2 separate regions of the Mus musculus genome follow, and region 1 is linked to region 2. The links are chromatin loops, found by intact Hi-C in ENCODE. Cell type or tissue: heart. All regions are shown on one strand. Links, peaks and the distances in the headings refer to the core of each region. The heading gives the core; the rest is flanking DNA. Region 1 has its middle 56 kb from the start of Gm33380. Region 2 has its middle 46 kb from the start of Gm33308.

Region 1 (12,861 bases), core at 1,626-9,625, 350 kb after region 2:
CTCCCACAAACTTTGGGCAGTCTCCTCATATAAATCCATCGGTCAGCACAGAGTCCCAGACTCAAGACAGTTTCTCTACAGGCATAGCTCCTTATCTTCACACATCCTCCCTAAGGTTCTACCAGATACTGTTGGCTTCTCAAATCCATCTGTCTTTCCACTCAGCAAGGTGACAGGGGAGGAGAGGTCCTGCAAGACGCATGCAGAGCTTTGACTGTCTCACTTGAACCTCTGTTTCAGACTCAAAGGCACCTGATGGGCTACTAGGCCTATGGCTGATGGTACAAACCTCTCACCTCAAAGGAGAAAAGAGATAACTTATTCTGGAGTCAAGTATGAATGACCAGGATAAGAACACAGAGGTTGTTTGTTTGTTTGTTTGTTTGTTTTTCAGATTACCCCAAATTCCAAGTTCCAAGGTGGTAATGGTTTGGTGAAGTATTTAATGATGATACAACAGAAGTCATAAATTGAAGTTCTTTTCAAACACAGTGATGGAAATGCTAGGTAGGTAGGTTACAGCACAGCAGAGGACATTCAGCTATGGGCCTCAGATGGTGTCTGACAACCTTAGCCATCCAGCTGATTGGAGATTGGGGTCTGACTAGGAAGGATTAAAAGGGATTTACCTGGGAGTCATAAATGTGTTAGGTCATATGCAGAGGTGGGTGATGAATGGCTATGAATAAATGGCTAAAGATGTCCCAAGACTACTTGGCTATTGATGTGCAACATTCCAACCTCTCCACATCATTAAAATTCTAATCAACCTTTCAGAGGTTCAACAGAAGTTGAGTTTCTTTCCAGGAACTTTTCTTCACATGGGTCATTCTAGTTAAAATATTCTTTGGGGGTGGGGGTGGACCACAGCAATGCTGCTAGGAAGTGGAAAGAAACAATGTAAGTAGGAAATATAATGGCCAATTATTTAGAAATCTCATAGTGGCCTGGATTTTTAAGCTTTGTGTCCTAGCATGAAGATCCGCTGGAGGCTTATTGAGTGTATTGAAAAAACGAAATTTGAGTAGAAGTATTGGTCTGGCCTTGGAGGGAGTCGAAGCTGTAGGATGAGTCCAAGTGGCTGTAACAATCCAGGGATGAAGAGATAAGGGCAGGAGACTGAGTGATGAATAGACTGAGGAGTAGATATGGGGATGGTTTGAGAAGAGCATGTGACACCAGTTAGATGCCAAAGACCATTTGATCAGATTCATTGCAATCGGACCTCCAAGTGTGTCTATTTTGCCAACAGTTGGCAATGTGGGCCAGCTTTAATCGAAGATGGAAGCGAGGCTGTACTTGTTAGATTTTAAAGGGCTGATAAGGCCATTTAATTTAATCTACCCTTCTCAGAACTGCGTGCACAGAAAGCAATTTTTCAGCTTCTAGTGTTTTTCTTTCTGCTCATGGGGTTGGGTAAAAAGTCAACCTTCTGTTCTTTCCTTGTGTTTTTGTTTAACATACTCAGGGAACATTTGGTGCCTGCAGAACCTAAAGCATTTGCAAGAGCTGGGAAAAGATCACAAATTAGCTTCAAATAAGGACAAATGCCCACTCAGCATGGAGAGGCCCTCTTGAATCCTGTGGCTCCCTGGTTGTCTTTTTGTCCATGGTTTCAGCTTGGCGGGATGCCTGGGGGTCAAGAGGGACTTTCAGGAAGCTCTATTCACTTTTGTTTTCAGCTCAACAGCACACAAGCTAATTTTGAAGAAAGAAAGAAAACGATCCAGAAGGGTTATGGTGAGACAGCACTGAGAGGAAATGGCAATAGAATTATTAGGGACAAAAGAAGAAAACAAAGGACGGTATAAATTGGCATGATTAAATACAAAAAGCACCAAACTCCAGTAAACACCACACAGCCTTAGCAGGTCTCTTACTTCTACAGAGAACAGGCTTCTCTGCTCCCTTGCTCTGACTTGAATCTTACGCTGTTTCAGTAGCTTAAGAAAAGGGTGCTGCCATATCCAGGGATCATCCCATAATTGCATACACTAGCAAGATTTTGCTGAAAGGACCCTGATATAGCTGTCTCTTGTGAGACTATGCCAGGGTCTAGCAAACACAGAAGTGGATGCTCACAGTCAGCTACTGGATGGAGCACAGGGCTCCCAATGGAGGAGCTACAGAAAGTAACCAAGGAGCTAAAGGAATCTGCAACCCTATAGGTGGAACAACAATATGAACTAACCAGTACCCTGGAGCTCTTGACTCTAGCTGCATATGTATCAAAAGATGGCCTACTTGGCCATCACTGGAAAGAGAGGCCCATTGGACTTGCAAACTTTATATGCCCCAGTACAGGGGAACGCCAGGGCCAAAAGTGGGAGTGGGTGGGTAGGGGAGTGGGGGGAGGGTATGGGGGACTTTTGAGATAGCATTGGGAATGTAAATGAGTAAAATACCTAATTAAAAAAAGAAAAGAAAAGAAAAGAAAAGAAGAGAAAAGGGTACTTCTTTATTTAGATTCACAATGGCTTTCAACCCATATGACAGTTCTGACTAATGGGCAGACTGTCTGGCCTGGATACAGAAATATACAGAGATAGTTTAAGGCCCAGTTTGGATGCAGCAGACAAAATGGTGAAAGCAGAGTGGAGTCTACTGTGGCTATGGGGCAATCTCACCTCACCTTGACTGCAATCCCACATTTCTGTTGCATCCAATGGTCTTCAAGCAAAGCACCCTCCTGCTTCCAGTTCTTCCTACCCTCCTTCATAACTTACATCTTTTGGGGAGATTTTGGGGAGGGATTCTGTTAGCCAGGGCCATGCCTTTTTAAAAGCTTCCCTGCTGATTTGCTTTCCTAAGTTCTTACTCTCCCCACCCTTCTAGCAGACTCTTCTTACAGGCCCGAAGCAGACAGATTCCTCTCTCCCGGCTGCCCATGAATCAGACAGGTAGTCTGCAAGCACCAATCCTGTGACATAGAACCTCTCACTTCCCCTAAAATATATAAGGAGGGACCCTAGCTCTGCCATGTGGGCATTACCATCTCTCCAACAAAATGCTAACTCCCAAAAGATAACTGACCTTAGTGTTGCCCTTGAACCCTAAACCCAAACACTTGTAGACTTAGGTGATTGATTCATTAGGAGATTGTGTATATTCTACAATAAACTTTACTTCTCAGTCATGACCATCTGAACTCCTTAAGGAATGGTGATGTTTTCCCCTCCTCCAGCTGGGTGATAATGATTCTGATTGGGTCTCAGAGCCAGGATGATCTCAGAGTTGGGGTCAAAGTTGAAGTAGCACTAGGCTTCTGGAAAGGGAGAGGCAACTGAACAACCAGGATGTTTAGGCTTTAGAAAATGTTCCAGAATGCCCCAAAAGGAAGACACAGAAAATCCCATGTTCTCTTAGATTCTGTGACCTCAGCTCTCTGCATGATGACACTGATAGCAAACAAGTCCAGTGTGGTGAGATACATCAGGCAGACCCTCAGCTGCTGAACAAGGAGCCAGGTCCTGCTCTTGAAGGAAGGTGCAGTGAAGTTGGGTTAGGTGTGCTTAGCTCGGTTCCGTTTCCAGGAGAAAGAGAAAGGAAATGCAGAAAGTGAAAGCCAGAAGCATACTGGAAAGAGAAAGGTTGTAACCCCGTGAGAACAGGCAGGGGTTCGTGCTTAGTTATTCCTTGAGGGTGGCAGAATTAGTTCCATTTCCCCTTGCTGGGGAGAACTGAGCTGCTAACACAGCTTGTGCCTGGAGGAAGTAGATCACCTGTCTTTCACAGGGCTAAAAGGGCAAGCTAACAGCTGCATCTCATCTTACCTTAGGAGGCAATGCAGCCTTTCTGAGTGCTCAGACAGACAGAGGAAGTGTGTTTCCTGCATAAACAGTTCTCAGCTCTAGGTAGAGTGAATAACGTTGTAAGGCAAATGGTAAGTGCTGTGCCCATCCCAAGCTTAAGGTTTACTCTGAACTCCCTCCTGGCTTTGCACCCTCTGATCACTTTCATTTCTGATTATTCATGTTACCTACACTGCTGGCATGACCCAGGACTGTTATAGTATGAGAATGCCCCTCTAAGTTCATGCATTTGAACAGCTGGTCTTTAGCTGGTGACATGGTTTTGGGGGGTACAGAACTGTCAGGAAGTGGAGATTCATCACTTCCTAACACCACTGGGAAATACATCACTGGGGGGGGGGGGTGAGTTTTGAGGGTTTGTAGCCTCACTGACTTCCCATCCTATCTCTCTTTCTGTGTGTGGATAAAATGTGACCTCTCTGCTTCTTGCCCCTGCTCCCATGCTTTCCCCATCAATATAGACTCTAACCTCATGGAACTACAATCCAAAATAAGCCCTGTTTTCCCCTAACTTGCTTTCATCAGTTTATTATAGTCACTGTTAATTTCCATATCATTTGTATAATACAGACATCCTTTGGTAGCCTCAGAGAATTAGTTTCCCTCCACCACATACAGAGATGTGCAAATTCTCAAGTATCAAGCACCTTATATATAATGATGTATTAGTAATATTTTTCTATCACTTAGATGTATATGCTCATATACTTTAATTCATCCAGATTATTAATAATACCTGATACAAGAAAAATGCTATGTGAATGGTTTTATGGGTTTTTAAAGGGGAATAATATCAAGAAAACCTAAGCCATGTTCAACAGATGCAATTCTCATACCCCAAGTGTGGACCTCATAAACATGAAAGGACAGCTGTGGTGACTATGCTCCTGATTCTGCACATATCAACTGGATGCTGTTTTGTGTGAAAGAATAGATTAAAATGAAGCCCAGGGTTTAGAATTGGCATGCTGTTAACTGCAGAGGCAGCTAGGTGGACTCAATTACCTTGGCCTTTCCTCCCACCTCTCCCATCCTTTCAGACATTGTGAAAAAGAGTACAAACAAAAATAACAAGTAATCATAAAACCTGAAAGAGAAGGAAGCCAGAATTCCAAATTAGTAAGAAAAGTAAAAGAAGCCTGCAGTGTTTCAAAGGCCCTGCATTTCTTTTGAATGTTAAAAGGCAACTGAGGTTTGTTGCTAACCTCAGCCAAGTATGGCCTGCTGTAATAAATAGCTGCCCATTCAGAAAGAAGCTTACAGACCACTTTATTCATATATATATATATATATATATATATATAGAGAGAGAGAGAGAGAGAGAGAGAGAGAGAGAGAGAAATTAAAAATATGGCTGTCTGGGAGGAGAACACAGAGTATTCTGTGTAACAGTATTTAAGAATAATAGGCCTGGACCAAGAAAACAAGAAGATTGGCTATAAAGAAAATAAAGAACTCATGGGCATTTGTGGAGTCAGATTAGAATAAAGATATCAAAGTAGAAATTTCAGAAACATACTAGTCCCTAGGTGACTTAACTGGCCTTTTATTTTTAAATGATCTATTTATTTTTATTTTGTATGTGTATTTATTTATTGTTTTGCCTGGATGTGTGTGTGTGTGTGTGTGTATATATATATATATATATATATATACACATATATATATAGTGTGTGTGTGTGTGTGTGTGTGTGTGTGTGTGTGTGCTTGGTGTCCACGGAGGCAGAAGAGAGTGTCAGATTTCCTGGAATGGAGTTATAGATGACTGTGACCTGCCATGTGGATGCTAAGAGGCATATGTGGACATACGTCATTCATTTCACTTTACAGAGTGATTATTTGATGCCTAATTGTTATCTGTTTGCAAAGTTGTCTTATGATTCTATACAGTATTTTGGATGCTAATGATAATCTTACCTGATTATTTAACTTTTAGGTCAATTAAACTTTCCATTAAAATTTGAAGACACTATCCAAGCTATCGCTTTGTAGGATGAAAAGCACACAGAATTCTAAGTGCCTGTGACTCTGTTCTTCCTTTTGCCCTGTGAATTCCTATCCCACAGCGTCGTTGGTGAGCAGGGAAGAAGGGGTTACATAGTAGCGGGGTATCTCTGCTCTCCTTTGATCTTTTTCACAGCCAGCGCTATGCTATGGCAGGGTTTGTGTTCTCGGAAAGGAATATTGACTTCTTAGTCCTTCCTCTCAGTTTAAAATTGAAATTCCTCATTAGGCCACAAGGTGGCAGATTAATAGCAGGGAAAAATTCAAGCACAAAAGCGGTAAAGAAACTTTTTCAACAGAAGAGAAATTGTGAACAAAGAAGGTCTTGTCTCCCCTCCGCTTGTGTGGTCCCTTCCATGATCAAAAGTTCCATTTGCTAAACAAACACATCCCTTTAAAAAATATCATCCCTTTGAAGCCAGGGAGAAGAGACTCCTCTACAGACTTGTTAGTAGTGTTTCTAAGCACACAACTTCCTTGAATCTCATTTGAGGATAGCCTGTGTACACCCACTAGAATGTCAAGCTTTCATCCTGTCAATCAATTGAACAATTGCCACGGAAGACTTCTTCTTCATGACCATATGCACTATCACAGTTGAGCCATGGCCTGTCTTGGTAAACTAACTTTCTTTGGGATTTCTGAGACAACTTCAGCTACTCCACACTGACTCCTGGGTATCTAGCCTCATCCCTCTCTATTCCCCACTGCTGCCACTGTCACTTCTTTGGATATCAGAACTGACCATGACTTCCTACTGAAAAGTCCACACCATTAGCCATGGGATGAAATATAAAGTCCAAAATGTGGCACACAGGGAACTTTCTAACCTGTCTCATAACCTGTACACATACAGACATACACTTACTAATTCAATATCACTGGCATTACTGCTGTGTCAAATATACCTCTTTCCTCATCTCGCTGGGTTTTATTCCATCCTTCCCTCTAGCTGGACTGCTCTTCCTCATCTGTGTCTGGCAAGTATCCAGTCCATGCAATGCCTTGTTCAACATTCTCATGCGAACAGTACCCTGCCTGCCTGACCCTCATGTTCTTGCACGGAATCCATCCTCTTATTGTACACATATCTGTCTTTCACACTAAATGTAAGCTCTTTCATAAAATAGTCAAGGACTGGGGTAAGTGTTGGGAAGAATGCTATTTTCCAAGTAGATGCTTAGAAAACACTATGGAAGGACTGCAGCATCTTATCTGGCAGACAGATAGACACCCATAGGCTCCAAAGACTTAAGTGGAAAAAATGGCATCAGGTGGAGACACCATTGGTGGTATTGATCCCTTCTTCATGAAAGACCTGGAGCCAGGAGGATTGGAATGGCTCCTGGCAACCCTGTACTCCTTGCAACTAGGAATGGTATAGATCCGTTCTCTTCCCAAACATCAATCCCCTTCCCACAAATTACACAATTTTTCCCTGTACCTCTGCTCGCCAAGACACAGTAGATTCCTGTATCTCCAATTTTAGTGAGGTAGGACTCTTTTCCCTTGGGGGTACAGAGCAGCTATCATTGTTAGCACTTGAGCTAATTGTAGAAATATTCTGTGACGTCTGAAGACAAAATTTGAAAAATTATACTGAACGATGCTAATATATCATTTAAAACTGGCGCATTTCTCCTGGGTTCCCTTGGTACTTTCTTTGTTGATTATCAGTGGAGATATATTAATTTCATGCTCACCACTACAATTTAAGATCAGAAATGGAACATCTAACAATCTTTAGATGTAGTAAGTAGACTTAGGATCTGTTTGTGAATTATCTACCTCCTTATCTTTTTCTTTTTGTGCTTCACTTTAACAAAATAAATCTTAAGAATAATGTATTGATTGGAGGTTTCTATTTTCTGGGATAATAAAACATGGCCAAAAGTGTTATGGGGAGTCCATCAAAAATGACCACTCAGAAACAATGTATGGCCTATTGAAAGTCTTCATTTCAGTTAGCAAGGCTATACTCAGTTATTCAGGATCTAAGTGTAGTGCCTAGTGTCCTGCACACAGGGTTTTTGAAGAGAAAACCTATGCCCTGGCATCATGAAGCTAAAATAAGCAGTAGGTAGAAGGAGTAGTTCTGAGCAAGCAAGCAGGTCAGCAGAAGCAGAGATAAGTTTACTGCGTATTTTGATGTTGAATTCCTAGAATAGAGTTGGGTAATTTTTTCATGGGATTCTCCATCCATGAGATCAACATCTAGTTAAGCATGAAATGGCCTCAGCAAGAATACAAGATGAAGGAACCGCTGCATGTGCCTGCTGCCTTACATTCCCCACTCGTTCTGTGGGCCTGAGTCAAGTTGTTTACTTATCATGTACTAGGAAGGCATAGTTGGTCCTAGGGACCAATAATTTAGTTGGTCATGCAATTGAGGATACAGAGTCCTACTAATAGCCTGACTAGGATAAGACTCATGATCCAGCTAATCCTGACAGAGAGGTGGTCTGCCATGGGGACCAGGTAAACAGGGTATCTGATCCGTCTTTCCTTTCTCTCCTTTCTGTGCAGTTTAGCTGACCATGGCAAGGTTTTTCTCTAGTTAACACTGATTGGTTGGCATGGGAACAGCATTGTACATCGGGATTAGTAAACTCTGGTCAGAGGTTGGGAAAGATGGGAGGTATTCTCCCAGACATAATTTCAAAAGGAGCAATCCCCTTCTTACAATAACACTGGACCCTGAGCAGGAGAGAGCAGAGAAGGAGCTTGGCCCAGTCTTCATCAGTTTCCAGAACCAATTTGGTCAGAATCTCCTTAAGAGTTCTATTCATTCTTTCTACCTCCCCTGAGCTCTATGGCCTATATGCACGATGTAATTTCCAATTGATATTTTATAACTGTCAGATTTTGAGAGTTTGGCTATGAAGGTCAAGCCATTTCCAGACCCCAAAGCTAGTAACACTCAAAATGTAGGTATTATTTCCTGAAGAACTTTCTTGGTATCTATTAGGGAAGCCTCCATCTACAAACACCAGCAAATATTTGGGCCTGATTTCAGTAAAGTACAACTCCCGTGTTCTCCAGACCAGTTTTCTCAAGCCTGAATCTCTCCTGGGACCTTCCTCCCTGCTTTGGGATTTTCCTGAACACAAGTGACATGTCTAAAGGTGGTGTCTTTATTCAGGATTTTCTAATTTGGAACATAATACCCGGGTCTAAGGAGTTTAACAGTTTCTGTGGTCACTAAGTGGGTGGCTTGGTAAAGATCCAAAGCCAGTTACCTTCCCAGACTCACGGGAAGGATGGGTCTGTTGTCCAGCAGTAGCCAATATCCCTATTTATACTGTCTTGCCAGTTCTTGTTTCTCTGAGTCAATCTTACCCAGGCTATATTCCAGGTAACTGGTAAGCTGGGCTCTGACAGGGCTACCAAGCCTTGGTGAGGCACCACTGGTTCTCAGGTTACTTCCAGGCAGTCAAATCAGCTGCTTTGTTGCTACTGGCTTCTGGGGAATCCCCTTTTATGAGTCCTCTGCAGTGGACACTGTTTTGGGTAACCAGATATCTCTTAATAGGTCTAAGGCTTCTTCTCAGATTTTCATCTCTTTTCCTGCTAAGATCAGCAACGTGTAAACCCATGGACATCACGAGTTTTGCAGTATCAGTTCGTGTGTATGGTCATAGTCTTGTCCTTCCCTCAGCAGAGTGCTCCAGTCAAAGCTAAAAGCTCAGCTTGTTGATTTGAGGTTTGTCTGCTTAAAGGTCATGCCCAGATAGTTTTATCTTGGGTCACCACTGCAGCCTCTGCATACCAGATCCTGTCTTGGATAAAACTGCTCCTATCTGTGAACAATACCTCATCTGGTGTTACCAATGAATGTCAGTAAGGTCAAACCTGGTGACTGGATCTGGTCACTCACCTTAAGACTGTCATGCAGAGGACCCTTAGAGTTATTCTCTAGCAGGAGACTAGCAGGATTGAGGGCTGTCATCTGTGGAAACAAATGTGTGGTTGAACCAGAGGAGGTCTTGATATTGGGTCTCTGGAAGTTAGACATCCATCTCTCAGGTACTCCCCTCCAGAGGGACTCAGTATAGTGTGGGGCTGTCAGGAAAAGTTTATACCCTACAATTAATTTGTCAGATTAATTTCCCAGTATAACAGTGACAGTTATGCACCACTGGGCTGTACCATGTCAAGTCTCTTTCTTGGGCAGATATGCCATCAGTCTTTCCCAGGCTCCTAGGGTATGCATGAGAATCCTTTAGATAATGCCTCTTGCATTATCCACATACAAATGAGATAGCCTAGGGGTGGGGTATAGGGGTGAGAGGTGGTGGGGGTGGGGTAGGGAAAGCACTTGGGCAGACAGGAGGGCCCTTTTCTCAGTTTCAGTCCATTCCAAAGACTGTGTACTCCTGGCATAGAGGGCACCAGCCATCTCTGCAAACACCACCATCCATAGCAGCAGTATCCAATGACCACCAGGAGTTCCCACACTTATGTTTTTGATGTCAGTGTAGGGGTTTGTAGAATGGTTGAAACATGGTCATAGAAAAGTGTTTTCATTTCTCTAGATTTAGCCTAGGCATGTGACCTGAGGGATGTACAAATGAGCCTTCAGCTGAGACTCTGTACCCTAGGGGTTAAGAGTCCTCTAAAAGGCCTTCTGTTGTCTGTCCACATTTCTCTTTAGTGGTCAAAGAGCTATGAGGAAGTCACATACCCAGGGAGCAAGGTGTTTGTGAATATTTTGGCCTAAATTCTAGCAAATCTGCACTCGGGGCCCCATCCGATGATGCTGGAAAGCCCATGAACCCCCTTTCCTGGTCTGTGTCCTCCATTTCCTCTCCTGTCTCAAGAACAGTGACCACTGCACAGGAAATGTCTTTTCTTGTCTGTCTTCAGCTGAATCTTGGTATTTTTAAACTTTTGGTGCAATATCCAAAGGTCAAGACTTACTTATCCCTTCAAGTTCTCTCATTTCTAGAGCCTTCTCCTGTGCCTGGAGGAGGCTGTTTGACAAAGGCAATATTAGTGGCTGACTGGTTCTCAGGAGCATCTAGGACTATGGGGTCAATACCCAGTATTTCGCATGGAGCCTTTCCAGGAACTGAACAAGTAATTAATCGGGTCCTTGAATAACCCAAGTTATCAGGCTGCTCCTTTTAATCCTTCCAATAATATTTGTTGAAAATAAATGGGCCACTGTCTTCTTACCTTAAAACAGTTTACAGTAGGCTGGTAAGAGCCTGCAGCTGGAGGGTTCAGGGTCTTCCAATTATGCAAGTCTACTCTTCCCCAGCGTATGACTTTGAGAATTACTTCCTCTTTCCACAGGCTCAACAAGCTACTCAGAGCAGGTCAAGGAGGGAACAGAGAGTCAACTGCTTCCTCTTCCTGCTGTTGGCTGAGATGATAGGTGAAAGTTTTTAATTTCTCTAGGTGAGTTGATTAAGCCTAAAAGATTTCCCAATAAAAGGGTACAAGTCTTTTTTTTTAATTAGGTATTTTCTTCATTTACATTTACAGTGCTATCCCAAAAGTTCCCCATACACTCCCACCCCACCCCCACTCCCCTACCCAGCCACTCCCACTTCTTGGCCCTGGTGTTCCCCTGTACTGAGGCATATAAAGTTTGTATGACCAAGGGGGCCTCTCATTCCACTGATGGCCGACTAGGCCATCTTCTAATACATATGCAGCTAGAGACACTAGCGCTGGGGGGTACTGAATAGTTCATATTGTTGTTCCACCTATAGGGTTGCAGATCCCTTTAGCTCCTTGGTTACTTTCTCTAGCTCCTCCATTGGGGGCCCTGTGATCCATCCAATAGCTGACTGTGAGCATCCACTTCTGTGTTTGCTAGGCCCCAGCATAGTCTCACAAGAGACAGCTATATCAGGGTCCTTTCAGCAAAATCTTGCTAGTGTATGCAATGGTTTCAGCATTTGGAGGCTAATTATGGGATGGATCCCCTGGTATCGCAGTCTCTAGATGGTCCATCCTTTCTTCTCAGCTCCAAACTTTGTCTCTGTAACTCCTTCCATGGGTGTTTTGTTCCCAATTCTAAGAAAGGGTAAAGTGTCCACACTTTGGTCGTCATTCTTCTTGAGTTTCATGTGTTTTATAAATTGTATCTTATATCTTGGGTATTCTAAGTTTCTGGGCTAATATCCACTTATCAGTGAGTACATATCATGTGAGTTCTTTTGTGATTAGGTTACCTCATTCAGAATGATGCCCTCTAGGTTCATCCATTTGCCTAGGAATTTCATAAATTCATTCTTTTTAATAGCTAAGTAGTACTCCATTGTGTAAATGTACCACATTTTCTGTATCCATTCCTCTGTTGAGAGGCATCTGGGTTCTTTCCAGCTTCTGGCTATTATAAATAAGGCTGCTATGAACATAGTGGAGCATGTGTCCTTCTTACCGGTTGGGACATCTTCTGGATATATTCCCAGGAGAGGTGTTGCTAGATCCTCCGCTAGTACTATGTCCAATTTTCTGAGGAACCGCCAGACTGATTTCCAGAGTGGTTGCACAAGTTTGCAATCCCACCAACAATGAAGGAGTGTTCCTCTTTCTCCACATCCTCACCAGCATCTGCTGTCACCTGAATTTTTGATCTTAGCCATTCTGACTGGTGTGAGGTGGAATCTCAGGGTTGTTTTGATTTGCATTTCCCTGATGATTAATGATGCTGAACATTTTTTCAGGTGCTTCTCAGCCATTCGGTATTCCTCAGGTGAGAATTCTTTGTTCAGTTCTGAGCCCCATTTTTTAATGGGGTTATTTGATTTTCTGAAGTCCACCTTCTTGAGTTCTTTATATATGTTGGATATTAGTCCCCTATCTGATTTAGGATAGGTAAAGATCCTTTCCCAATCTGTTGGTGGCCTTTTTGTCTTATTGACGATGTCGTTTGCCTTACAGAAGCTTTGCAATTTTATGAGGTCCCTTTTGTCGATTCTCAATATTACAGCACAAGCCATTGCTGTTCTATTCAGGAATTTTCTCCCTGTGCCCATATATTTGAAGCCTTTCCCTACTTTCTCCTCTATAAGTTTTACTGTCTCAGGTT
Region 2 (12,861 bases), core at 1,838-9,837:
ACATTGGCCAGAGGTGGTCTCCATGAATTGCCATCACTGCAAGAAACTCTTCTGGTGAGAGCTGAGAGATGCTCTGGTCTATGGGGAGAGCAGTAAGTCAGTAGGAATCAGTTTATTGTTATGTCTATTTAGAAGAAAAAGAGTAGTAGGTTTCCCTCTCTTAAGCTGCAGGTTCATGGCTTCATTAAAAAGGTCAGGTATGGGTTCCATCTGCTAGAGCTGGCTTTATATTCAATAAAAAGTGACAGGTTACTCTGGTGACACTGTTGCACCAGTGGGCATGTCGTTCCAGGCCCTTATCAGAGCTCTGAGCATTTATAGCTGGGTAGGATTGATTATTGCTTTTCTCTTTAGTAGAGTGCATAACACCTTCTAAGGACCATGAATAGCTTTGTTAATTTTTTTAAAGGGGGAAGCATAGATGAATTGAAAAACATCTATCTATCTATCTATCTATCTATCTATCTATCTATCTATCATCTATCTATCTATCTATCTATCATCTATCTATCTATCTGCGAGGATATTAGAAACTTTTTTTTTTGTTTAGATACATTTTATGTCAAGTATGAATATTTTTACATATAAATGTGTTTTTTCCCCTAATTACTATTTTGGGTTTTAGTAAATTCATTATCACTGAATGATGGGAGAGGCCAAGATGTTTTTGCAGTTTAGAAATAGAATTCTATAGAACAGCTGTGTTTCCTTGATAGGAACAGTAGATCATTTGTGGGCTGGGCTGGGCTGGCAAAAAACAACCAAGTTCTGAATTAGTAAAGCTTATATTTCTCCTGCTGAGCAGAGAGACAGCTTGTTAGGATGGTTCTCAAGGGTGGCGCGTCGGGTGATGGAGGGTGGGGGGTTGAGGGGGGGGGTGGGGGTGGGGGGGCACGTCACAGCAAGGGTTTCTTAGGAGCTGGTGCTCAGGCTGGGTGTAGTGGCCCTGTTTAAGGATACAGTGGTGGAGAGGGATGAGAAGGACACATTTTAGGATTGCAATTCATCCTGTGCATGAACCTAGACCCCAAAAGACAAACATCACATATTCTTTCTTATTTGTAGCTATTATCTCCAAATATTCAGATGTGAATGTACACCATGAAGTCACACAGAAACCTGGTAAGTAAAAAGAGAGTATGTGTTGGGGAGAAAGAGCTCTAGAGAGGGCGATGGTGTGGTATAGGAGAACTTGGGGAAACTAGGGGCTCTTTAACTGCGGAGAGCTTAAGGAGAAGAAGAATAAATGACACTACCGATGTTTTAAAGAGCCATAGAAAAACACATTAATTTATGATTATTTAAATCAAATATATATTTTATATTATTATATTAAAATATATTGTATTATATTAATGTATGCAATATTTATGATATCTATATATCAATATATAATGATGATATGTTACTTGGGATTAATAATGCTTCCTTCAAGACAATCTAATAAAATCCTCCAGTGCTAAGTATGGGAAATCTTTCAAGTTGTTGATCAGGGGGATCCAAGACTCTCACAACAATATAGGCGATTGCTGCTGATTCTGATAGCCTATCAGAGGTAAGGTAAGACCCTATTGCTGAAGACACCATCCTCCCCAGACACAGGACTTGGAGAAGTAAGCTGGAATTGGCCTGAAAGTCTCCCTGAGGACTGGCTCTCATAATATCTAAAGGTGCTACACAAGCTGCCAAAGGAGATAAGCAGTGAAGGGTCCTTTCCAGCTATAAAGCCTGTGTTTCGCAATAGCAAGGTATGCTCAGCACAGCAAGGTATCCCTGAGAGTGCAATCGTGGCACTTACATATTCTGAATAATCAATAGCTATCCTACTAGACTGAGGGTCCACTTAATAGCAAGACAAACATACTAACAGGGTAGAAATTAATACAGATGAGACTAGGAGAACAGAGCGTAGAACTCAGTCAATCACAGTTGGTTCTTTGAAAACTAAATGGGATTGACAACTCTCTAACCAACAAAAGGGAAAGGGGGCTGAGTTAATAAATTAGAAGTGACCAAGAGAAGGAAAGGTACTGGAGCCTCCAGTGAGACCTAACCGTTAAAGAAAACTCCAATTTCATGGCCCCAAAGACTGAAAGATGGAAAAGAAGTTGATAAATCCTAGATGCATGCAACCTACAAAACTGAAATCTAGAGCATGTAAACAAGAATTAGAGCAGAAATGAAGTGCTGCCACACAAAGAAAAGTTAGGAATGGAAGAACCCAGTGCCAGCTTCTACCAAAGCCTAAAAGGGTTAACACGAATGCTTTCTGACCTAAGGAAAAATTTTAGCCGCCCTCCCCCCCCCCCCGCATGTCTTAGTTAGGGTTTTACTGCTGTGAACAGACACCATGACCAAGGCATCTCTTTTTTTTTCATTTTTTTATTAGATATTTTCTTCATTTACATTGCAAATGCTATCCTGAAAGTCCCCTATACCCTCTCCCTGCCCAGCTTCCCAACCCACCCACTCCCACTTCCTGGCCCTGGCATTCTCCTGTACTGGGGCATATGATCTTTGCAAGCCAAGGGCCTCTCCTTCCATTGCTGGCTGACTAGGCTATCTTCTGCTATATATGCAGCTAGAGACACGAGCTCTGGGGGTACTGGTTAGTTCATATTGTTGATCCACCTATAGGGTTGCAGACCCCTTTAGCTCCTTGGGTACTTTCTCTAGCTCCTTCATTAGGGGTCCTGTGTTCCATCTAATAGATGGCTGTGAGCATCCACTTCTGTATTTGCCAGGCACTGGCATAGCCTCACAAGAGGTAGCTATACAAGGGTCCTGTCAGCATAATCTTGCTGGCATATGCAATAGTATCTGGGTTTGGTGGTTGTATATGGGATGGATCCCCAGGTGGGACAGTCTCTGGATGGTCCAAGGCATCTCTTATAAAAACAACATTTAATTGGGGCTGGCTTACAGGTTCAGAGGTTCAGTCCGTTGTCATCAAGGTGGGGCATGGCAGTGTCTAGGCAGATGGTGGGATGGGAAGAACTGGGAGTTCTATATCTTCATCTGATGACTGCTATGAGAAGACTGACTTCCAGGCAGCTAGGAGGAGGGTATTAAAGCCTAAGCCCACAGTGACATACCTACTCCAACAAGGCCACACCTCCAAATAGTGCCACTCCCTGGGTCAAGCATATACAAACCATCACACACCACATAACATTTTAATTAATTCTCTGGGAGTTTCATATCATATACCCCAATCACAATACCTTTCCAGTCCTTCCATGTCTGCCCTCTATTATCTCCCCCACCAAAGAAGTAAAAAAGAAAAAAAAAACAAAACAAACAAACAAAAAAATACAACAAAAACCAAGTCCACTTTGTGTTATCTATATACTCACTGGAACACGGTCAAATCCTTAGTGGCGTGCACCTTAAATAGAACTGAGTCCTTTCCTCACCTGCACCCTGGCCAGAAGCCATCAATTATGGAGGGCTACATTTCAGCATCCCATCACACTTTTTAAGAGTTCTCTTCAGTGCCTTCCTGTCTAGGCTGTTACTGTTTGGGGGGTGGGGTGGAGGTTGGGGTGGGTGTAGGGGTTGTCATAGAAGATTGTATGTCCTCCCTCTCCACTGTGGGTATGCAGTCATCCATCTAACAGCAAAAGTAGCTTCCTTGCTCTTCACAGTCAATGGGAACAAAGATCATGGGCTTCTACACAGTTTCCAGTGACGTCATAGACCATGAACAAGGTCCTTGTTGCAGTAGGACCCCAGACCCAAACAAGACCCTTGCAGGCTGCCCCAACTGCCTGTGGACATATCACCTTAGGTGGCTGTGCAGGCTACTCAGACCAGTATGTACTCCTTCCCTGCTTCCCCCCCCCCCCCCCACGCTGGGGACAGCATGACCCAAGGAGATCAACATGGCTCCGGGTAGTAGACCACAAACCACAGACCTCTGCCTGGCCTTTGATGGTAAATTAGACCATGAACATCAACACACACCTTGGTGGCAATAGGACCTTTGTCCCAGATGTGGCCCTCAATGGCAGCAAGGACCCAGCATGGGTGGTTGCAGGCCTGGCTGGCTTATCAGACTGTTGGCTCTTCTGCCTGCACATCAGCCCCAGGTGGGGGGGGGTGTTCAATTTTTTTTTCCTGATGAATACTGATGCAAAAGTTTTCAATTAAATTATTCCTAACTTGACCTGGCTTGGAGGCACAAACCTTTAATCACAGCAGCTGGGAGAGAGAGACAGGCATATCTGTGAGCTTGAGGCCAGCCTACTTTACAGAGTGAGTTCTGGACTACACAGAGAGACCGTGTGTGTGTGTGTGTGTGTGTGTGTGTGTGTGTGTGTGTGTGTGTGTGTGAGCGTGCATGCTCTCTCGTGCACATGTACACACACACACACACACACACACACACAGAGCTATTGAAAACTGAATTCAAGAACACACCAAGGAGATTATGCACTGTGACTTAGTTGTTTTTACCCTGAGATGCAGAATGGTTCAACATACATAGCCCAAAACTTATAATGCAAGATATAAATAGACTTGAGGTAAAAACAGAATCACATGGTCATTTCTATCAATGCTAGTCAGACCCTTGGCAACACTCAACATCACTTTGTGATAAAATCCCAGAACAAGCTAGGAATAGAAAGAACATAGTTAAACACAACAGAGGTTGTATATGACCAACCCATAGTTAATCTTATAATAAATGAGGAAAAGCTCAGAGCACTTTTCTTATAGTCTGGGTGGAGTGAAGGATACACACTCCTTCCATCCTTATTGCATACAGTACACAATGGTTTAACCAGAGGAATAAGACAAGAGAATTATGTTTGCTATAACTATTCGTCTACAAGACTCTGTGTGAATAGAAGTCCTTACTACCCTTGAAGCATACACCCAGGACTAAAATTGCTGGGTCACAGAATGGCTCTGTCTATCTTACATGGATTTTGAATATGACAGGGAAACTGGTTACCTGGAGAATAATGAACAGGGTGATTGAATACAGTGGACAAAACGCTGTAACCATGGGTCTCCTAAATTCTACAGTGCACACCGCTGAGTAAGGAGTCAGGAGTGATTAATCCATAGACTGGTGAAATATTCCCTCACAGAAATACCAGTTTATCAGGTTCACATTGCTAGGGTGTGGTGTAACCTAGACCTGCTAGAGATGATGCAATATTTGAATTTCAGCAACCCCCCCCCCCAAAAAAAAACCAAAAACAAAAAACGGATGGAAATTCCCCACATGAAAATGAAGCAGGGCTGGTGAGGTGGCTCCCTTGACAAAGCATTTGCTTCAGGACATGATGACCTGAGTTCGATCCCCAGTACCCACAAGGTGGAGGGAGCCAATCTGCTCCTGCAATTGTCGTTTGATCACAAGGACAGCACAACACCCAGTGAATAACAGATAAGTGGAAAGCAAAATGAAGGAAGTAAAAAGCAGCTGTTTAGTGGTAGTAGTTTGATGTCCATTGCAGTGGACTATGAGTTCTTTACTAACTCAAAAACTTCTATATAGCTAGAAGAAACGAACAAACAAAAACAAAACAAAGAAAGAAAGAAAAAGGAGACAAGGTTAAATCACTAAGTGCCCACAGAAGCCAGAGAAATGATGAATGAGTTAACAAATCAGGCCTCTCTGGGTGCCCTGCTTCAAAGAACCTTGGCGAATGTGGTAGTCTCCAGAATATGTCACTTAAATCCAGACTTCGTAAAAACACAAAATGACAACCACGGAAAATGTACTGACATTTAAACCAAGCCCTGGGCGACGATGGGTAAGCTCCTGTAATAAAGAAAAGAGAAAAGAGACCGAGAAAGAAAGGGCGAGGGAAATCGGCTACAGGAAAAAACCCCAGACTTTCAAGCTGATAAACTTGAAGAGCAGGGAGTGTGATCTAAGGCGCCTCGTTTTAAAATACCTCAAAATTACCACAAGGTGGCGCTCTCGGGAATTTGACGCTCCAGACAATCCTGCTTCCCTGAAGTCCCGCTTTGTAGAAGGGTGGGCTGAAGGAGATGAGCCAGGCAAGGCTGCTGTGCCCTCTTCAAGGCCTGGGGTAGCTCTTTGACTTCCAAGCCTAATCTTACTCTCAGCGCGAGATCCATTAAAAACAGATCTTGGTGAGGCAGTCTGAGTCGGTGCTGCTGACCCCTACAGGCCACACTTGGAGTAGCAAAGGCTTAAACAACTGGAGAAATGAAGACTCGAATCTATCATGTTTAGAAAATTGTTTACAGAACAGCCTCTGTTCTGACCAATGGGATGATTCCATTACTAAGGTATAATGTTTGGGTTGTGACTTCAAAATACACGAGTATCTTCTACGTATTTCTGGATAGAATATCGACACAGGGATTAGTTCTTTTGGTTCGCCTAAAAGAGGACATTAACCTTGGAATGACTAAGCAAAACCACGAAAGCAACTTCCTCTCCTTCTCTCTCTCTCCCTCCCTGCCTCCCTTCCATCTTTTCCTCCTCACTCTCTCTCTGTTCCTCTCTTCCTTCTTAACAGAGTCTCACTAGGCTGCCCAGTCTGACCCCAAACCCAAGATTCTCACGCCTCACCCTTCTGAGGGGTTTGTTTGTTAATAGAGAAACCTAAAGCTGCAACCTTTTAAAACTCCTGCTATCCAGAGCCCAGCAAATGGAAGCGAGTCTCCTCTGCCAAAGCCAGGCTGCTAATTTATTAAGTCCAGTTAGAGGGACAGAATTCACGTGACTTAGGAAGCTGAGCGGCTTGTGGAAATGTTGACAGTGTGCCGAGGACCAGACACTAGGTGGAGCTTTCAGAAATGACTCTTGAAACCACAGTACAAAATGGTGTCACTGGGCAGCTGCTGTGTTGGCCATGTCCTGGTGAGGACGTCACTCTGAGCAGGAAGTTGTCAGGATTGCTGTGTGCTCCACAGGTCTGCCCCTGCTGCAGTGTGTACCAGGAAAACCAGGCCCTGTGGACTCATAACAGTCAAAATAGCAGTGACTGGCACTGAGACCTCTGCCCATCTAGTGGCAGAGAGGGCCAGTTCCAGAGGTGCCTGCCAGCTAAGGCTTGTACTGATGCATCGGGTTGGCTACATCTAAGTCTAACTTAAAACCAAATCTAGGTCCAGTACCTGGGAGATGGAGGCAGGGGGATGGATGAGGATCCAAGATCACACTTGGCTATGTGGGAAGTTTGAGACCAGCCTGGGCTACCAGAGACCCTATGTGAAAAAAAAAAACATCTAAATAATATATCTACTGTGGAATATGGAAAACGTAGTTTTCAGCTTTCTGGACTCAAAGGCTCAAGAAAATACTGTAAGCAAGGGAAGTCTGGAACCCTCTGCCCTCAAACTTCACCAGAATCCAGAGAAAATAGAGAAGAGCAATAATGAAATTGTGGAGCTTTGAATAAGAAGGGGCCCATAGGCTCATATTTGGATGCTTAGGGAATGGCACTAGGAGGCGTGGCCTTGTTGGAGGAAGTGTGTTATGGAAGTTGGAGTGGGGTTGGGGAGGTTCAGGGGTGGGGATAGGTGGGTAGTGGGTGAGTAGTGGGTGATTGGTATTTCAAATACTCAAGCCAGGCCCAGTGGCTCTCTCTGTTCCTGTTGTCTGCTGTTCCAGATCTCAGCTACCTCTCCAGCACCACATCTGTCTGCATGCTGCCAAGTTTCCTTCCATGGTGATAATTGGACTAAACCTCTGAACATAAGGCATTGCCAATCAAATGCTTCCCTTTATAAGAGTTGCTGTGGTCGTGGTGTCTCTTCACAGCAATAGAAACCCTAACCAAGACAACTATTTCTGACAGTTCAGTATGTGCAAATCAGCATGTTAACACAACGGGATAGAAAGGGCCTTTCAGTAACTAACAGCCTGGGAACTGGCTTATCATTTTGGAAATGTTTAGAGAACATACCAGGTGAATTCTGCATAGATCAATACTGTAAATGTGAACTGCACAAGCATAAAATATGTACTGCGTATATGGTATAGGTATTTCTAAGATTACTTGAGAATTTGGGTGGAAATTTTGGAATGGTTTATGAGACAGTTTCATACTCTAGTACAGGCTGGTCTGGAACTTTCTGTGGAGGCCAGGATGGTCTCTAACTTCTAATTTCAATACCTCGTTTTCAAAAATGGCTAGAATCTATAGATAGAAAATCAGTAAGAAACAGTGAACTTGAACATAAATGTAGACAAATTGATGATGGCCACATAGCAGACATTACACCCTAAGAGAATAGAGTGCCCATGTTCTCCAAGTACACAGACCATTTTCCAGGACAGATCACAGATCAGGTCTCAGAATAAGTCTCAAAAATGTAGGAAGACTGAAGTTACACCAGGAATCTTTCCTGACCACAGAGGACAAACTAAAACCCATTAATAGAAGCAACACCACAAAATCCTCACTTGCGAATGCATTTGGGAGACAATGCAGGGACTATTTGTCTTCTTCCCTGTACAACTCTTAATCTTAATGACCATTAAACACTATAAATCAAGTTATTTAGGATATAAGATATTTGAAGGCAGAATCGGAAGTAATTTTGTATTCTCCGTGTCTCACAAGCAGCAGCTGGTAGGATCCAGTAACTGTCTGGGGAACAAAAGAATCGTTCTTATTGTTAAATCCCACCATCCTGTGTAAGACCTCTAAAGTTCATTTTATCCATTTCAAAAATTCTACCATTATCCCAAACTCAGAACTAATGTCTAGGGGGCCTGGTAGCCCATTTAAATCTCTAAGCCTATTTAGAATTGATCCTTTGGTAAGTTGGAGAATTCCTTTAAGGGCATTTAAAGTTTTAGGTTTTTTTTTTTTTTTTTTTTTTTTTTTTTTTTTTTTTTTAGTAATTTTTAGTTATATTTTTAAAAGCCACAGGATTCAAAGTTTGCCATCGTAACAACGTTGGAATGGTTTGTTGGAACTCAGTATTTTCATATTCTTGTGTGATAGATTTCAAGAATCTTTTGCTTTAGAAAACTGAACCTTGATTATACTTGATTAAAAATAAAACACATTTTCTCCATTTCTTTCCTCCATGCTGCCCTGACTACCATTATTCTACATCCTGAGTATCTGACTACTTTAAAGACTTCACATGAGCAGAATCAGATGGTATGTATCATATCTTGGCTGGCAAAAATCACTATCGCAGAATCCTCAAGCTTGTCCAGTTTTGCCCTATTTAAAGGCTGTATAATATTCTCTTATGTGGATGCTCTGTTCTTTGCTCCTCTGTCTGTAGATAGACATCTCTTCAGGCTGCTTTCACCTCTGGCTACCATGAATGACGCTACCCTGTGCGTCGTATATCTAGATATCCCTTTGAGATCTTGTTTTCAACAGTTTGCAAAGAAAAGGAATAATTTTTAAAAAACAAACCCTCTGCAAATCAAATAGATTTCAGCCAACGGCCGTTAGCTGTCAATTTGCAGCCCAAATTATTCCTTTGTAGTTTATTTCTATAGTAGAAGATAGTAGGAAAGCCACAGTAGGAGTGACAAGGAAGAGAGAGCTCCAAACCAAGTCTGATGAGGTGAGGTAACAAAGCAAATTATCTATGGGTATTTTACTCAAGGCAAAATCAACAGCATCAAGAATAATGGATTGAGGGATGGGCTCAGTTATAAAATCACTTGCTGCTCTTGCAGAGAACCCACTGTTCAGTTCCCAGCACCCAGGTCAGATGGCTCATCAGTGCTGCAACTGTTGCTCAAGGGGCCTCTTCTGGCTTCCACAGGTACCTGTGCATGCACACACACACAGACACAGTCCTAGACATGTAAACAAAAGTGAAAGTGACACCTTTGTAAAGAAAAGAATAAATTATAGAAGACTGGTGATTGGAGGCTTCTGAATTTGAGCTGGCAGTGATCCCAGTGATGAGAGAAAGGATAAAGATGTTAAACAAAAGTGGGATTAAATGTCTTGAATAAGATTATAGCCACTCATATCCTCAAGATAAAGGATTGTTTAAATTAGGTGAAAGTGCAGAAGACAGGCATCAAACCCCCAAAGAGGGACACAGAGGAAGTGATAGAGTTCACAGAAGTGGGAGGTACAGGACGGGATGGTCAGATAAGGACAGTTCTCATGGTCGGAAGGTAACGATCTGTATTTGGGTAAGGGTAACTTGCTTTCTGGAGCCATGTGCTCTGAAAGGAACCTTCCTCTGGCAAAGCAAAGCCCTGGCTAAGCGAACCCAACCTTGTTTTGCCAAGAAACCAACTTTCCTATGGGGTAAAAACTCATCACTCTGCCTTGCTGGTGTCAATAGGTGGGAACAGGGGTCCTGAGACAGAACACGGAGTTGCCTGAGCCTGGCATGCAAACACCGATAGCAGACACTGAGCGCAGTACTATGTACACGTATGTACCCAGGTTAAGATGGGCTTGACACACAGTTCAGACCGTGAGATGCATGAAACCACACATACGTGAGACAGCATGGAAGAGTTGTCAGTCACTAAGGAAGCTGTCATGGGGATCAAGGGAGGTTCCTTCAGGTGTGGATATGCCTTGAGAGTTCAGGGAGAGGAGATTTGCGGGCCGTGGGTGTGGGGGAAAGAGGGGAGTGGGAGAGAACCTGCATCCCGCCAGAGTTCTGGTGCTCTAGGCGAGCGGACACGGGAAGACTGCACATGCTTTCCACGTGGCCCTGGATGGGCATCTGGCTATGTTAAGCCACTGACCCCACACAGTGGGTGGTGGACAAGGGGCAGCCTCAGGTACCAGGTTCTCAGCCCCTGGCATCCCACGCAGGAGCTGAGAACATAATAAGGGCTCTGGGGCGGCACTTGGTCTGGGGATGAAGTGATGAGAGGGTAGGGGGAGAGGGGGTGCTGGATGTTCCTGCGCGGTTGAGAGTCCTTGGTCAATTCCGTGGCTGGAGCACAGGATGGCTTTCTTGCTCGTTAGGAGAAAGCCTATCTCATCGTTCAAGCATGGTGGACCTTGATGATCAGAGACAGTCTATGGTTCTAGAGCTTTATTGTAGAAAGGCAGGGAGAAAGGAGAGAAGGTAGAAAGAGAGAGGCCAGCCATGGGACGTGGAGAGAGGGGGGGAGGGAGAGAGAGAAGGAGGGCTAGAAGGTAAGAAAGGTGAGGGCTTAAAGAGAGCAAGGAGGGGCCAAGCAGCCCCTCTTATAGTGGGCTGGTCTATCAGGTAACTGTGGGGAGGAGCATACCTGGCTATAGTCAGGTAACTGTGGGGGTGGAATCTAGCCAGAATGCTAGAAGCTTGGGACATTGTCTGTGTGACTGAGTCACAGAATTATGGACAGGCACCTGATTCTGGGAACGTGGCTCGCCTTTCCGTCTCTTGTAGATTTCTCTATTGGGTCATCAGAAGCCCCATTCAACCAAAATAGGCTGCCTATCACAGTCTCACAGAGATTCAGTCAGGAGGTTTGGGTGAGAGTTCCCTCATGTTGACCAAGGCTTGCATCACGAGAGTCAAAGGAGGGCGTGTCCGAACTTTCTTATTCATAGCTCTGATGTGAGCCTGATGGGAGAGGGAGTGGTGGGGTATGACCACTCTGATCAGCTAGACAATGGAGTCAGAGTCTAGCTCTGCTGTGGAGCAGACTCTCCACTCTTGTGGAGTTTTAGAGGTTCAGTTCATTATGGCAAGAAGCAAAGCAGCATGCAGGCAGACATGGTGCCGGAGGAGCTGAGAGTTCTACATTTTGATCCACAGGCAGCAGAGTCTATCACAGAGTGCTAGAACGCATCAATGGACTGGTCTAGCAGGAGAACTGAGAGTCTAGGGTCTTACAGAGCACACCGCTTCCTTTTCTTTGAAGAAATCAGCACCCAGGGACTTTTGAGGTGAAGACTCCCCAGTCTTGTGAAATGTTGGAGAATTTCTCATTTCGTATGTGTCTTAGGGTTTTATTGCTGTGAAGAGACACCATGACCAAGGCAACTCTTATAAAAAAAAAAACCATTTAATTGGGACTGGCTTATAGTTTTAGAGGTTTAGTCCATTATCATTATGGTGCAAAGCAAGGCCGCATGCAGGCAGACGTGGTGCTGGAGGAGATGAGAGTTCTACATTTTGATTCACAGGCAGCAGAAGGGGACTGTCTTCCTTAGGCAGCCAGGAGGAGGCTCTGACTCCACACTGGGCAGAGTCTGAGCATACGAGATCTCAAAGTCTGCCTACACAGTGGCACACTTCTTCTAACAAAGGCACACCTACTCCAATAAGGCCACATCTCCTAACAGTGCCACTTAACTATGCTTAAGCACTGAAATACATGAATGTCTTTCATGTATAGAGGCCTCAACTATTCAAAGCACCACAGCATGTTTGGCATTTATATTGTTTCCCATTAGGAATACCAAAACGTTTTTTTACACAACAAAAAGGCTGATAATCTCATAAGCTAGGGCAATGAGCACATTTGTGTTGGATGTGCCTGCTTGCTATACACTAGGTATTTTAAAATTATTTTTATTTACATGTATGCTTATATTTCTATGTAGGTGAATTTCACAGAGGCCAGAAGAGGTCATCAGAGATGGAATTACAGGGGCTTGTGAGCCAGAGTGGAACTGGGGTCCTCTTCAAGAACAGCAAGTGTTCTTAACCTCTAGGCCATCTCTCTGGCCACACAGTGGCTACTTTTTAATGCTTATTGACCCTGTACCTAGATGGGAAGCTGGAAACACTTATTTCCTTGACTTTTCAGACTATATTTGTTATGTACACTTTGGATTAAGCCTGGGGAACAGAAGACATTCTTCTCATGGTTAATTATTTTTCTCCGGCTGAACAAGATCATGGACCATGCCCAAGACCTTGAGCTTTTCCTAAAATGGCGTTCTGGTATCCAGCCACACAGTTTGTGGATGTTGAGAT

What was found. Peaks named below come from ENCODE experiments on the same cell type or tissue, not always from the same donor. Only the 100,000 strongest peaks of a DNase experiment are listed, where the experiment ranks them.
Region 1: a loop joins it to region 2, with 2.5 times the contacts of the local background. A loop is called at or near these places in 3 of 42 quality-filtered maps.

The regions. Positions count from the first base shown.
Region 1 is chr12:32,631,579-32,644,439 of GRCm38, forward strand. No RefSeq gene overlaps it. Among named protein-coding and RNA genes, the nearest start is that of Gm33380, 56 kb to the left of the region's middle. In heart, for the core only: a CTCF peak has its summit at 6,050 (motif pointing right); no DNase peak of the experiment used is centred there.
Region 2 is chr12:32,286,155-32,299,015 of GRCm38, forward strand. No RefSeq gene overlaps it. Among named protein-coding and RNA genes, the nearest start is that of Gm33308, 46 kb to the left of the region's middle. In heart, for the core only: a CTCF peak has its summit at 6,080; DNase peaks (open chromatin) are centred at 6,117 and 6,927; H3K4me3 peaks cover 802 bases; H3K27ac peaks cover 1,242 bases.